Linked DNA regions of Homo sapiens: region 1 is linked to region 2. Evidence: read pairs that join two places in POLR2A ChIA-PET (ENCODE). Cell type or tissue: Panc1. All regions are shown on one strand. Links, peaks and the distances in the headings refer to the core of each region. The heading gives the core; the rest is flanking DNA. Region 1 overlaps DOCK7-DT (DOCK7 divergent transcript). Region 2 overlaps ROR1 (receptor tyrosine kinase like orphan receptor 1).

What was found. Peaks named below come from ENCODE experiments on the same cell type or tissue, not always from the same donor. Only the 100,000 strongest peaks of a DNase experiment are listed, where the experiment ranks them.
Region 1: POLR2A ChIA-PET joins it to region 2 with 9 read pairs; 1 of 35 experiments calls an interaction of 5 or more read pairs at or near these places.

What each region holds. Positions count from the first base shown.
Region 1 is chr1:62,704,873-62,712,032 of GRCh38, reverse strand. DOCK7-DT (DOCK7 divergent transcript) reads right to left here. Exons shown (of 2, transcript NR_185999.1): 2 at 1,339-2,395. Among named protein-coding and RNA genes, the nearest start is that of DOCK7-DT, 20 kb to the right of the region's middle. In Panc1, for the core only: no CTCF peak of the experiment used is centred there; no DNase peak of the experiment used is centred there; H3K27ac peaks cover 563 bases.
Region 2 is chr1:63,775,668-63,782,827 of GRCh38, reverse strand. All of the region lies in intron 1 of ROR1 (receptor tyrosine kinase like orphan receptor 1), which reads right to left. Among named protein-coding and RNA genes, the nearest start is that of ROR1, 5.2 kb to the right of the region's middle. RefSeq lists an enhancer at 1,723-2,278 and a silencer at 3,256-3,550. In Panc1, for the core only: no CTCF peak of the experiment used is centred there; no DNase peak of the experiment used is centred there; H3K27ac peaks cover 2,202 bases.

The DNA of each region.
Region 1 (7,160 bases), core at 1,752-4,251, 1.1 Mb after region 2:
TTCACCCTCTGGGTTGCTGGGAAATTTTCACCAGAGTGCTTCATACAATTCCGGGGGAAGCTGATGACTTCTGGATACAGAAGCCAGGTGCTAGAGAAGCTGGGAATGCTGTAGGACCTGCTGAGAGAGCACATGGACCAGGAAGGAAAACTCACTTCCTCCTGCAAAGTCTCCCCATCACCACCCTCTACTGACAAAACTTAAGGGCCAGCTGTAACAAAAAAAAATATCTAAAGGGCACATATTCACTTTTACGGAACAGTTTAAAAGAGTTAATATGAAACCACGAGGCAATAAAACAACCAGCTCCCAGGTTCCCAAATTTTCCCTAAAAAGACGCAAGATGACATTACCTTGTGAGACACCTCTCTATGTGCTATCCATGGCACATGCTGTAATTCTATCCTTTTCTACTCAAGATAGACTGCTGTCAGAATGCAAATAAATAAGAGGGATACTATTATAGAGATGATCTTAATGCTTCAAAAGGCATGCCATAAAACATTGCTTTTTATATACTTCAAAATGAATAATTTTGTTGGACACTTAGACTGTTTCAAGGTTTTCACTATGATGAATGTGGTCCATTCTCTTTTTGTGACTTTCCTGTGGCAAGTTATTTTACTTCCCTGAGCCTCAGTTTGAGGCTCAATTTTTTTTTTTTTTTTTTTTTTGAGATAGAGTCTCACTGTGTCACCCAGGCTGGGGTGCAGTGGCGTGATCTCGGCTCACTGCAACCTCCACCTCCTGGGTTCAAGCGATTCTCCCGCCTCAGCCTCCCGAGTAGCTTGGACAACAGGCGCCTGCCAGCACGCCCAGCTAATTATGCCTATATTTAGCATTATGCCTATATTTAGCATTAATTTCTTAGGTTTGATTTAGAAATATGAACATTTCTAAAAATCACTCACCAACTGCTTTCCTTAAACTATTAATAATATCTTCTACCTATTGAACTCTTCCCATGTGCCAAACACTACAGAAAGTGCTTTACTGCATACATATTTAATTTGATCCTTATAATTAACTCAATGAGGTAGATATTATTTATTTCTATTATATAGATAAAGAAACTGAGGCTCAGAGAAGTAAAGTAACTTGCCACACGAAAGTCACAAAAAGAGAATGGACCACAGCTGCTGTTCATGGAACACAGCAAATTTATTGGTCAGAGAAGACAGAACTGAATCTAAGGCCACAGCATCTAGCTTCACCTCGCCGACTCCTAGCTATTCTTCAGTTTTCAGTTTATGCATCTCTGCCTATGGTGATCGTCTACATTACTCAGCCATATTTACTGCTAAATTACTAGAATGGAGCAAAATACTAGGCACAAAGTGGGCATTCAAATATGTTTTTATCATAAAGGTTTTAAGGGAAAGAGCAGATACACCAGAAAGAGTAAATAAATCAGTACTAACAAGAGAAAAATTCACAGATACTGATTTACACAGAGGGTAGGATTTCAAAGATCCTTCTATTCCCATCCATGTTCTTCCTGACACAGAAAGGACATGATGGGTTAGTCGTATGATTTGCACAATAAAAAGCACCATTAATGCAATATTTGAACTTTGCACACATTTGGTGTGAGAATCATTATTTATATTTGTTCTGCCTTGAAGAGCATTTGGGAACTTCATTGTCTTTTGAGGCTTGAAATATAGCAAACAGCACAGTGAACTCCCCTGCAACCCCCAAAAAAGAATGAGAATTAGGGAGGCTAGAATCAGAGTAGTAACAGAAGCTAACATCTGTACCAGGCACTGTGATAAATACTTTATATACATTATCTATTTAGGCCCCATAATAATCCTGTGATGCTACTATGTCTTGTATTATCATAATTATTTAACTGATCAGGAAACTGAAGGGTTGTGAAGTTAAACAAAATACTCAAGGTGACATAGTAACAATGTCTTAATTCTGACCCCTAAGTTCCTAAATACTATGCTATAAAGTACTCTTAGTAAGTTTGATGTCTCATAAAAATATATACTGTAAGGACACCCACAGTGAAGTTACATGTAAATGCAGAAAGATACAGGATAGAGCAGAGACAAGCTTTTAAAATGGCTGGAATCTGCTTAGCCAATCTGAATTTGTAGTAGTTGATTTGAGTTTGTATGATAGCCAGATCCACTGACTTGACCATACCAAAAGGGTTGCAAATGGAAAGAGTTTAGGTTTTTCACATAGCTCTTAATAGATTAGGCATTATTCACTAATAGATTAGGCATTATTCACTGTGATAATAAGGACAGGTAAGACATGAAGAAGGGAGCTGGGTAGTGGTGTGCAGCTGTAGTCCCTGCTGTGTGGGGGGCTGAGGTAGGAGGATCCCTTGAGCCCAGGAGGTCAAATCCAGCCTGGGTAACATAGCTAGATCTTCTCTCTGGAAAAAAAAAAAAAAAAAGTAAGCAGCAGCAGGAGGAAGAGACAGAGGATAGGAAGTAAAGTATAGGTAGTTATTAAACAGATTTTTAAACAATCCTAATCATAAAAGCAACAGCAGAAATAGCTAATCGTCACTGAGGCCTTACTATGTGTTAAGTCCCTGAATTATTTAATCTTATCCTTTCAACAACCAATAAAATAGGTGCCATTATTGCCCTCATTTAGGTTCCCTGACTCTAGCAAATGGCTAAATAATCCTACCAATAGAAATCTCTAGCTTTTGCATCTTTTTTTTTTTCTGGGAATATCTTTCACAGTGCTCCTGAACAATTTTTCTTTTCTTTTTCTTTTTTTTTTTTTTTTTGAGATACAGTCTCACTGTGTCACCCAGGCTGGGGTACAGTGGCGTGATCTCGGCTCACTGCAACCTCCACCTCCTGCGTTCAAGCGATTCTCCCGCCTCAGCCTCCGAGTAGCTTGGACGACAGTCGCCTGCCAGCACGCCCAGCTAATTTTTTTATTTTTAGTAGAGATGGAGTTTCACCATGTTGGGCAGGCTGGTCTCAAACTCCTGACTTCAGGTGATCCACCCACCTAGGCCTCCCAAACTGCTGGGATTACAGGTGTGAGCCACCACGCCCAGGACTGAATTAAGTTTTATTGTTCCCTCTTCTTGAAAAGCTCTCTTCCCTTGGCTTCTATGACACATCGCCACATTTTCCTACTTCCCTTGTCCTTTCTACCTGTCCTTGGGATTCCTTCTCCACTTTTGTCTTTAAAAATCTGGTTTCTCTCCTCAGCCTTTTCTTCTTTTTCTCAGTTGACCCATTGTGTCTTCTCTCATACCTTAAGTAACATCTGTTCTTACACTCTGTACATGCTGATGATTCCAAAGTCAGTCTACTGGACATTTCTGTCTGAATGCCTTGCATACACTTCATTTTATTTATTTTTGTTTTTGAGACGGAGTCTTCCTCTGTTGCTCAGACTGGAGTGCAGTGGTGTGATCTTGGCTCACTGCAACCTCTGCCTCCCAGGTTCAAGCAATTCTCCTGCCTCAGCCTCCTGAGTAGCTGGAATTACAGGCATGAGCCACTACACCCAGCTAATTTTTGTATTTTTAGTAGAGATGGGGTTTCACCACATTGGCCAGGCTGGTATCAAACTCTTGACCTCAAGTGATCCACCCATCTCGGCCTCAAAGAGTGCTGGGATTACAGGAGTGAGCCACCATGCCCGGCCTGTCTTACATACACTTTAAACTCAGCTTGTGCAAAACTGAATTATATTCTTCACTTATTCCCTGAATCTCTTCTCCCTCTTCTGTGCTCTTGCTCAGTAAATGTTATTCGCCATTATCCCTCCAGGTGCCCAAGTCAGAAACCTGGGTATCATGTTTGGCACCATCTCGGCCCTCACCTGTCATTTCTAATCCATAGCCAAGTCCTATCAACTCAACTTCCCAATTACTTCTCAAACTGGCCCAAGTCACCGCCACTACTTCAGTTTAGGTCTTTTTCTTTTCTTAGTTAGTATGATAGAAGCTTGCTAGTGGTCCTAAAGTTCATCCTGCCCTTTGTCTACGGTAATAAATCCCTGTTTTTAAACTGGGCACATGGCCTGACAAAATAAAACCTACATTTCCTAGCTATCCTTGCAGCTGTGCAATGTTCATGTGTCTAAATTCTGGCGAATGGGGGCTGGGCATAGTGGCTCACTTGAACTGCTACACCAGCCCTGGATTGCTTATGCTCAGCCTGTTAGGTGAGGAAAGAAGTTTTATCTTGTGCAAACCACTGTTATTTGAGTTTCTGTTACAGTAACAAAATCTATAGATTAATACTCTTAGTTTAATGCAACAGCCTTCTAATCAGTCTTCCTGCCCTGACTTTAACTTTGCTTCAACCCATTTTCTTCCTTAAATTCAGATTAATCATTGTCAAATTCAAATGTGATTATATTATTCCCTGCCACCCTCCACTTCCCATGCCATTTCCTTCAGTGTGTACTTTATATTCCTTAGCCCGGCATGCCAAACCCTTCATAAACTGGCCTCTGCCTTATCTCTCTAATCTTACTTGTAATCGCTCCCTACCTTGTATTCCAAGCTCCAACCATGCAGAACATTTGCAGTTTCACAGAACAAGCCAAGTTCTTGTACTTCAGTGCATCTGTGCATCTGGAAATGCAGTTTGCTCTGCGCAGAATGTCCATTCCCTACCCCTACTAGTTTCCCTGGTTAGGTGTTTCTACTTGTTAGGATTCAGGGCATCTCTTTTTGGAAGTTCTTCTTGACCACCCAAGAATCAGTTACAGTATCCTCTTATGTACTCCCAAAGTATTCTGTGCATATGTTTATCAAAGAATTGCTGGTTTACTTGTCTACTTCCCTCCCCAGCCCCCTTCCCTATCGATTGTTACTTCCTGGATAGCAATACCTATTTTCTCATTCACAGGTCTGTCACCAGGCCCTAGCACAAACCCTGGCATACAGTAGCACTTAAAAAATATTTACTCGGCTGGGCAGAGTGGCTCACACCTGTAATCCCAACACTTTGGGAGGGCGAGGTGGGTGGATCACCTGAGGTCAGGAGTTTGAGATCAGTCTGGTCAACGTGGTTAAACCCTATCTCTACTAAAAATACAAAAATTAGCCAGGTGTGGTGGTGGGCGCCTGTAATCCTAGCTACTGAGGCAGGAGAATCGCTTGAACCCGGGGAGGCGGAGGTTGCAGTGAGCCGAGACCATGCCACTGCCCTCCATCCTGGGTGACAGAGTAAGACTCTGTCAGGAAAAAAAAAAAAAGGCTGGGCGCAGTGGCTCACACCTGTAATCCCAGCACTTTGGGAGGCTGAGGCAGGCAGATCACAAGGTCAGGAGATCGAGACCATCCTGGCTAACATGGTGAAACCCTGTCTCTACTAAAAATACAACACAAAAAAGTTAGCCGGGTGTGGTGGTGGGCGCCTGTAGTCCCAGCTGCTCGGGAGGCTGAGGCAGAATGGCATGAACCCGGGAGGCGGAGCTTGCAGTGAGCCGAGATCAGGCCACTGCACTCCAGCCTGGGCGACAGAGCAAGACTCCGAAACAAAATTTTTTTTCTCACGGCTGGACATTGTGGCTCATGCCTATAATCTCAGCATTTTGGGAGGCTGAGGTGGGTGAACTGCTTGAGGCTAGGAGTTTGAGATCAGCCTGGGTAACATGGTAAAACCCCATCTATACTAAAAATAAAAAAATTAGTTGGGCATGGTGGTGCATGCCTGTAGTCCCAGCTATTGGGGAGGGTGAGGTGGGAGGATCACTTGAGCCCAGGGGGTAAAGGCTGCAGTGTGCCGAGATCGTGCCACTGCACTCCAGCCTGGGTGACAGAGCAAGACCCTGTATCAAAAACCACAACAACAACAACAACAACAACAACAACAACAACAACAACAACAACATTGTATTCAGTGAGTAAGTCAATGATGAATGGATTCCATGTAGTTATGACAATAGTACTTGAATAGAATACAGAGACCATAGTTTTGTGCCTGGTTTGGCCACTTCCTGGGTGGTTTTAGTTGAAACCATTTCACACTGCTTGAATTGAATCAGATAAGCTCCCAGGTTCCTTCCAGATATATGATTTATAAGTACATAATATAGTAAAAGTATGCAAACTTACAGAGCTGACAACCTTAAAGGACTGGCTAGGTGACTCTTGTATTAAAAAATACTTTGGACCTAGCGTGGTGGCTCAGGCCTGTAATCCCAGCACTTTGGGAGGCCGAGGCAGGCAGATCACGAGGTCAGGAGTTCGAGACCAGCCTGGCCAACATGGTGAAACCCTGTTTCTACTAAAAATACAAAAATTAGCCAGCATAGTGGCACACATCTGTAATCCCAGCTACTCAGGAGGCTGAGGCAGGAGATTTGCTTGAACCCAGAAGGCGGAGGTTGCAGTGAGCTGAGATCGTGCCATTGCCCTCCAGCCTGGGTGACAAGACCAAGACTCTGTCTCAAAAAACAAACAAACAAACAAAAACAAACTCTGGCTAGGCATGGTGGCACATGCCCATAGTCCTAGCTACTCGGGAGGCTGAGGCAGGAGAATCTCTTGAGCCCGGGGGTTCTAGGCTGCAGTGTGCTATGATTACCTGTGAATAGCCAATGGACTCCTGTCTGGGCAACACAGCAAGACCCCACCTCTTAAAAGAAAAACTTTGAAAAAACATGCCAAATAAAATGAACTTTTGTGGGTGTACCGCACTGTGTGTGAGCCAAAGCAGGGCAAGGCATCGCCTCACCTGGGAAGCACAAGGGGTCAGGGAATTCCCTTTCCTAGTCAAAGAAGGGGGTGACAGCCGGCACCTGGAAAATCAGGTCACTCCCACCCTTATAACTGAGCTTTTCCAATGGGCTTAACAAATGGCACACCAGGAGATTATATCCCACACCTAGCTCGGAGGGTCCTGTGCCCACAAAGCCTCACTCACTGCTAGCACAGCAGTCTGAGATCAAACTGCAAGGCAGCAGTGAGGCTGGGGGAGGGGTGCCTGCCATTGCTGAGGCTTGAGTAGGTAAACAAAGTGGCCGGGAAGCTCGAACTGGGTGGACCCCACCACATTTCAAGGAGGCCTGCCTGCCTCTGTAGGCTCCACCTCTGGGGGCAGGGCACAGACAAACAAAAGGCAGCAGTAACCTCTGCACACTTAAATGTACCTGTCTGACAGCTTTGAAGAGAGTAGTGGTTCTCCCAGCACACAGCTTGAGATCTGAAA
Region 2 (7,160 bases), core at 2,660-5,159:
AAACTCCCCAAGGGTAAAGGCCACCCTTCATTCTTCTAGATTCTCTACAGTGCTAGAGGCACCCTATGTGTGCCATAAATTATTTGGGAAGGGGTTTAATTTACTGGATGGAGCCCCAGGTCTGCATGAAGTGGTCAGACACAAACCAGGTTTCCTATTTTATTCTATCTAAAAATGCTGGTCCTAACCCACTAAATTGATCTCACCACACACTGATTTACAACCTCATGTTAGTTAAGGTAACATTAGCAGCTGTAACAAAAAAAAAAACAAAAAAAAAAAACCTCAAAATCTCAGCCTTAACAATGGACACTTGTTTTTGGTTCACATAAAACCTAAACAAGTGTGGCTTCCACCACACAGTGATTAAGGGAGAGTCTCAGGCTCTTTCCACGTTGTGACACTTTCAACACATGACTTCTAAGGTTGTCAAGCCACCGAAGAAGGATCATACCGATTCTGCCTGGGGAGTTTTTTATGGGTCAAGCCTACAAGCGACAAAAATTACCTCCAATTTCATTTAATTGGCTAGTATTTAGTCACATGGCTTCACTTAACTGTGAGAAAGCTGAGAAATGTTGTCTAGTCATATGACCGGAAGAGATGGAAACATATTTGGTGATCAGCTAGCAATCTCTGCCATAAATCTGTCATTTGAAAAACCCTCCAAGGCAATGATCTAACCTTATTCATCTTTACATCTCCAGTGAGACTATCAGAATATTTGGTTCACTGTAAGTGCATAGAAAATGTATGATCAATGAATGAATGAGGGCAGGTGGTAAATCCTGGCCAGAGTTCTAGGAGCGCTATAGTTCATGATGAGACATCTTGATTCTTTCCAACCCCACATCTATCCAAATCCCCTCCCATACCCAAAGCAGTCCAGTCCTAAAAGCCAGGATTAGGGCAGGTGGTGAATATACCAGAGCAACTGTATTGGTGTCTTCCCTTTCATTTGGTGACTGCACAGTTACTTACTCTTCCAACAATCACATGTCTGTTTAAAAAGTGCACAGGGGAGCAAGAGTACATGGGTTTTAGAGGCAGATAAATCCTGATCAGGCCTCTCACTGGCTACATAACTATAGCAGAACACTCACTGAGCGCTCACTATGCACAGTCTGAGTGTGTTCCATGAATTATTTCATTGACTCTTCACAATAAGCCTATGAAGGAGGCACTCATGTTCTTCCTCTGACCCTCTAATCCCCTGAGAATTAATGTATTCTTCCCCATGTTCCCACAGCATTTTTTCCACAACTCTTTCCTATAATTCACTTGTGGGAGAGATAGTTGCCTGTGGTACCACATCTGCTCATTGGTGTCTCCCCAATCACACTTTAAGGATAACAAAAAGAGCATACATCTGAGAGTCAAAATACCTAGATTCAAATCCCAAATCCCAACTTAATCATTGTACGAATTTGGCTGAGATACTTACCTTCCTGAGCCTCGATTTTCTTATCTGTAAAATAGGATCAGAAGTCCAAACTCCAAGGAGTGCTGAGAAGCATAAATTTAATAGCTTTAAAAAAATGATACCTGGCATATAGCAGGTGCTCAAAAAAGTGAGAATTTTTCTCCTCTCTCCTTGAGGGCAAAGTTAATACTTTATTCCTGGACACGAATACTGTATCTTTCATGTGATAAATATATAATAAATGTTAGTTGAAATACACTGAGTGACAAGCTTCACTGTTGAAAAATAAAATATCAAACCCAACCTCTGCTTTGTCTTTAGAAGTCCTCTTTATCACCCCTCCTGCTTCCCACACGCTTCATTACTCTTCTCTCTTTGGGTAACATGAACTTTTTTTCTTCTACTCAGAAAATTTAAATGGCAAACAGAGCACCTCAGGATCCTTTCCTCCGGCCATTATCCTTCTCTTTCAAGTTGTGCTCAGCAAGATTATTTGGATATTGGAGCTAAAAACGGTCAGATTACAAGTGGAGGTCCCTGAAATGTAACATTCCCCATTGTAGGATTCTGGAATTACACTAAGCACCTGGGAGGGGTTGCTCTTCCCCAAAGAGCTTGCTGTTCTGAAAAAAGCCTTTGTTTTAAGGCATTGCAAAACTGCACTGTGGAATCCCTTCCATCCAGGTCCCCAGCACTGGCCTGGGTACTGCTCAGATCTAGAGCATCTGCATGCTCCCTATAAAACAAAACACTCTGGAGTCCTAAAACCTTGTAAAACTTGCTATTCTCTGAGCCTTGGTTGCTACCTTGCAGCAGGACCATCGTTTTGAAGCCAGATTTTCAAATTTCTTCAGTAAGCCCTTGATAATGATGGTGGCTAACATACTTCACGTTCACTAAGTCCATGGTGCTGTGTTAGGCGCTATAAGTTCATAACATCCTTTTATTCTCACAAAACCCCCCAGTAAGCCACATATTATTGTTATTCCCATTTTACAGATAAGAAAACAGAGGCTCAAAAGTTTAGGTAACTTTGCCCAAGAAGGCAACAAAGCCCCAATTCAAACCCCCATTCCCTATCAGGCTCAAATCCCATTCTATTTCCATTACTCCACGCCACCTCTTTAAGCAGCTATCAAAGGAAGTCCATCCTGTATAGAAATACTTGAAAAAAATAAAGTTTGGACTGTTGATCTTTTTTTTAGTCCCCCTCTCTCTCTTAAAAAAAAAAAAATCTATGGTTCTATGGAGAGAAGCAGGAAAAGGAAATGTAAGGAGGCCAAACATTATGAGGCTTGGCTTATCAGTATTTCATAACAGCTTTTGGATCAAGACTGTACAAAACCTTATTTATGGACAGACAGTTACTGTTAAGCAGAGCCTTTTTATACAACCTTTTCATCTGAGGATGTTGTAGCCTTCTGCTGCCTTTCTATTAGTGAGAGATGAGGTGTGAAATTTGCTGGCCCTGCCAAGATTATCCCATTAAATTATCTGCCCTCTTCCAATGTAATTCACTCAGGGGCAACTGTTTGAGACTCAGGTCCTATGGATGTCCATGCCTGGGTGTTCTGGGGGGTGTGGCTGGGGGCAGGGGATGAAGGAAAAAGTTCAGATGGTGGTAGCATCCCAATCACATAACATTAATCCACGTTTCACTGCCTTACCAAAATAAAGTGGATGCCACAATTATCCCATTCCTAAACAAACTGAAAACCCCAACTGAGCTTACTGCAACAAAGAGAGAGCCTTTTTACTGCTGTTTATTTTTATTTTGTATTCGTTAGCTTTTTAGATATTCCTGGCATGCAAGTCAGTCTCCGTGTAACAAGCAGCTGCATTTAGTTAAGGATTTTCGAAGAGTTGCCCCCATCCCCTCCCCCTTCAACTCCAGAGAACTTTCTCAGACTCTCCTTTCTCTTCCAGTTTCTACCGAACAGTCTCTCCCGTCACACCCCAGGGAATGGGTGAAGCCAGGCTAAGGCCCTTCTGTTTGAGAAAGAGGCCTTGAAGACGTGAGTGTTTCTCAGCTGGAGCTGGATTTGCCAGGGTCTGGTCCTCACTGGGACCTTGAGCTGGCAAGCCAGCTGTCCCACTAGACAGCACTCTAATAAATCCCCGCCTTCTCAGCCTACAACCACAGTTGTCCACCAAGATGCAAATACAAAGTCACTTCATCAAAATATAGCTTATTGATAGTTGGAAAAAACTGGCGAGCACACTTCTCAAACCACATCAAAGTTGAAGCTCATTACAAAAATGTAATTCTTCCAGAACCAGAGATCCAGGCCATCCAACAAGGTGCTTCCAGTCTATCTCTGAGTTTCAGCAAGACCGTCTTAGGGAACTCCAGCACTCGAAGGGAAATTGAAATTGGCTGTCTCCAATAATTTCTTATAACCTCTAGATTACAGCTAAGCAAGCTTCCCTTTGCTGCTGTTGGAAAACCTTGGGAAATACCACCTTTGTTCCATACATTAAAAGAATATAAATTGTAAGAATTAAACAAGGAAAGAATGTCTAGGACAGCCACTAAGGTAAGAGCATGAACTGTTAGGGCTTGTAAGCCCAGTAATGCCACTTTTTAGCAGTGTAACCTAAAGAAAGTAACTTAACCTCTCTGTGCCTAAGTTTACCCATCAGTAAAATGAGCTAATTATGCTATCTCCCTTATAGGGTTGTTGTGAGGATTCAGTGAGTTAATACTTGCAAAAGGCTTAGAAGAGTGATTGGCCCATTGTAAGGATTAGATAAGTGTTTGTTAAATAAACTGTACAAATTGCATCTCAGAATGCTTGGATTCAGAGACATATTTTCTTACTTGAGGTCACAAGGACTTGGCACCATTCTTCAGCTTCTCTCAGGCCCAATTAACAGCCTGCCTGGTGGAAGGGAAACTGGGAGGTGAGAAGTGGGGCCTCCATGGAGTGTGTTAACCTGGGATAAGGCCTAGAACTAGCCACCAACACTCAACTCCTTTCAGCCTCCCCAGGAAGACAACCCATTGCCTCAGGCATCAAACACTCCAAGTCAGCAGTTCCTATCGTTCAGAGGTTGACACTTTTCTTGGAAAATAAGATTATAGCTATAGCTATAAATACAGAACCGTAAAAATGCATATAAAATTGTGTATATTATTTCTGGAAGTTCACATATCCTTAATTTCATGTACCCCAAATTAATTTCACGCACTCACCTCTTGGCTGGGTGCTGTTCTCCAGTACTTTACATGCATGACCTCACTTCAATCTCATAACACTCTTGAAAGGCTCAGGAAAACTGACACACCCACTATACAACAGAGAAAAGATTCAAATCCAGGTCTGTTAAATGCCAAAGCCTGTGCTTGTAACCATTTAGCTTTACTGTCAAGTTCTGCTACACTACACTTCTTTCATACTAGAAGATGGGACAAGAAAAGGAAAAATCCTTGAAAATATGCCATGTTGCATTTTTACTAAGCAAAGCATATATCAGAATTTTGCATACAACCGAAAAAGTTATTCTCCATTCATTCAACAAATATCTATGGACCACTTACTATATATGTGTGTATATACATATGCTATCTGTACATATACATTTACATCAAAGTACATATAGCTTACAAAGTGTTCCATTCTCCATAGGATGCTGTGTAAAATTTTCAGAAATATTTGAAATGGGGTAGATGTTCACCATCAAACCACCAGCCAAACCTGATACTAATTTCAGAGCAAGTGACACTTTCAGAAACTTTCCAAAAGTCTAACTGGGGGCCTATGCTCAAGATACAGAAGAGAAAGGGTGCTATAGGGCAAAGCTGACCCCTCACTAAATATCAGGCAGATTATCCCAGGCATCAGAGAAGCAAAACAGCCTACCATGTATACTGAATCTATATTGGAAATTAAATATTTCCAAAACTGAAGGAGACAATTTGACCACACCCTTTGCCCATCCCACCTTGGTTCGGCTCCCCCTAGCCAGCCAGGGAGGATTTTCAGGCATCTCTAATAAAGTTGGGACTAGTGGACTTGGGCTCTCAGTGTTTTCACCAGAAAAGCTCACAGTCTTATTGCCTTCAAGACACTTCTATTCTAAAAGTACAGACAAATACCTATTTAAATGGCAACGGAAGGTTTACAAAATGATAGCAAACACAGTAGCAAGCCACCTCCCTCTGGCTCCCAGCAGCCAAACCACAGAATCTATAAGATTTTGAGAAAGGCCAGGTAGGTTCCTAAAGCCCTGGGCTTGGGTGCAGTTATAAGGTAAGCTTCAGGTTCCTAAAGAAGTTGAGCTTTGCATAGGGAGGGGGTAGATGAGAAATCAACAATGGACAGACCAGAAAAAATAAATTTAAAGGTTTTCTTCTCCTGGCTAACAAAATAGAAAAATGATGGGAGAAATGTTTTGTATCTTTTTAAATAAATACATGAAACATATCTCCGCTTAAGCTGATTTCCTGAGCCACTGGCTGGGCTACCTTAGGAATCTTGAGTCCAAGAGGAGAAAGTAAACGTGAGTTCTACCAGAAGTCTTGACCCCAGAGAAAAGATCAAACATTCACAAAATGGAAAGGGATTTATAAAACAACAAATAAGACAATAATAACAGATTTGAGCTCATTACTAAAGAGTATGGTGAGAGAAGAGAGACAGACCCTCTCATATTGTTTTATATTGTTTTATACTCAGAAAAGGAAAGAGAAGCGAAATTAAAGGCAGGTAGCCCGGCACCTAGGAACCAGACCTGAAACCAAGGAACCAGACCCGAAACCAGGCCTGGGCCTGCCTGACCTAAGCCTGGTACTTAAAGATCGACCCCTGACATAACTGGTTATGTTATCTATAGATTCCAGACATTGTATGGAAAGACAGTGTAAAAATCCCTATCCTGTTCTGTTTCGTTCTGATTACCAGTGCATGCAGCCCCCAGTCATGTACCCATCATGACCCTCTCACGTGGACCCCCTTAGAGTTGTGAGCCCTTAAAAGGGACAGGAATTGCTCACTGGGTGTCTGAGGAGTTTTGTCTGTGGCTCCTCCTGCTACAATGGAATAGGCAATACCTTTTTTAAACAACTCTAAAAGGCTGTAAACAGTTAAAGGAGACAGAATTGGGGTGGCTGCTGATAAGAAGGGTGTTTACAGTGAGCAAAATCAATGCAGGGACATGTATTTAAAGGTAAGTGACCCCCACCCCCACAAGGGGCTATGATCTAAAAGCAACTATTGTTGAAAGGTGAAGTACAAAGTAAAGGAGTCCACAGGGGAAATAACTGAATTAACCAAAGCCCCAAGCCAGGAGTCCCACCTTAGTTAAAATCACCCTGCTTATCTCCACCTCAATTTGCTGGGCAACCCAACTTGAGAAGGATGTTTACATTACTTAGGCAGCATGGCCCATTTTTACTTTTCACCCAGGTGTTGTGGCGCAAGGCCAGATGTTTGGCATCACCAAGCAAAACATCTATGTGACCAAGCTGTTTACATTTCATTAGGATTTTTCATCAGGAAGGTGCACTCCCTGCTGATGCACATCTTAATTACAATTAGGAGCTCTATTTACCCCCAGGAGCTTTCAGATTAGCACGACCACATTATAGGATCCGTTTCAGAAATCATCCTCAGAAAATGCTACTCTAGCTTCCAAAAACCATCTCTAAGAAATCAAAATTTCACACAACTTCCTTCCAGAGTGTGTTTTCTACCAAGAAAGTCAGCTAACTTTTAGTAAAAACTAATTCTGCATT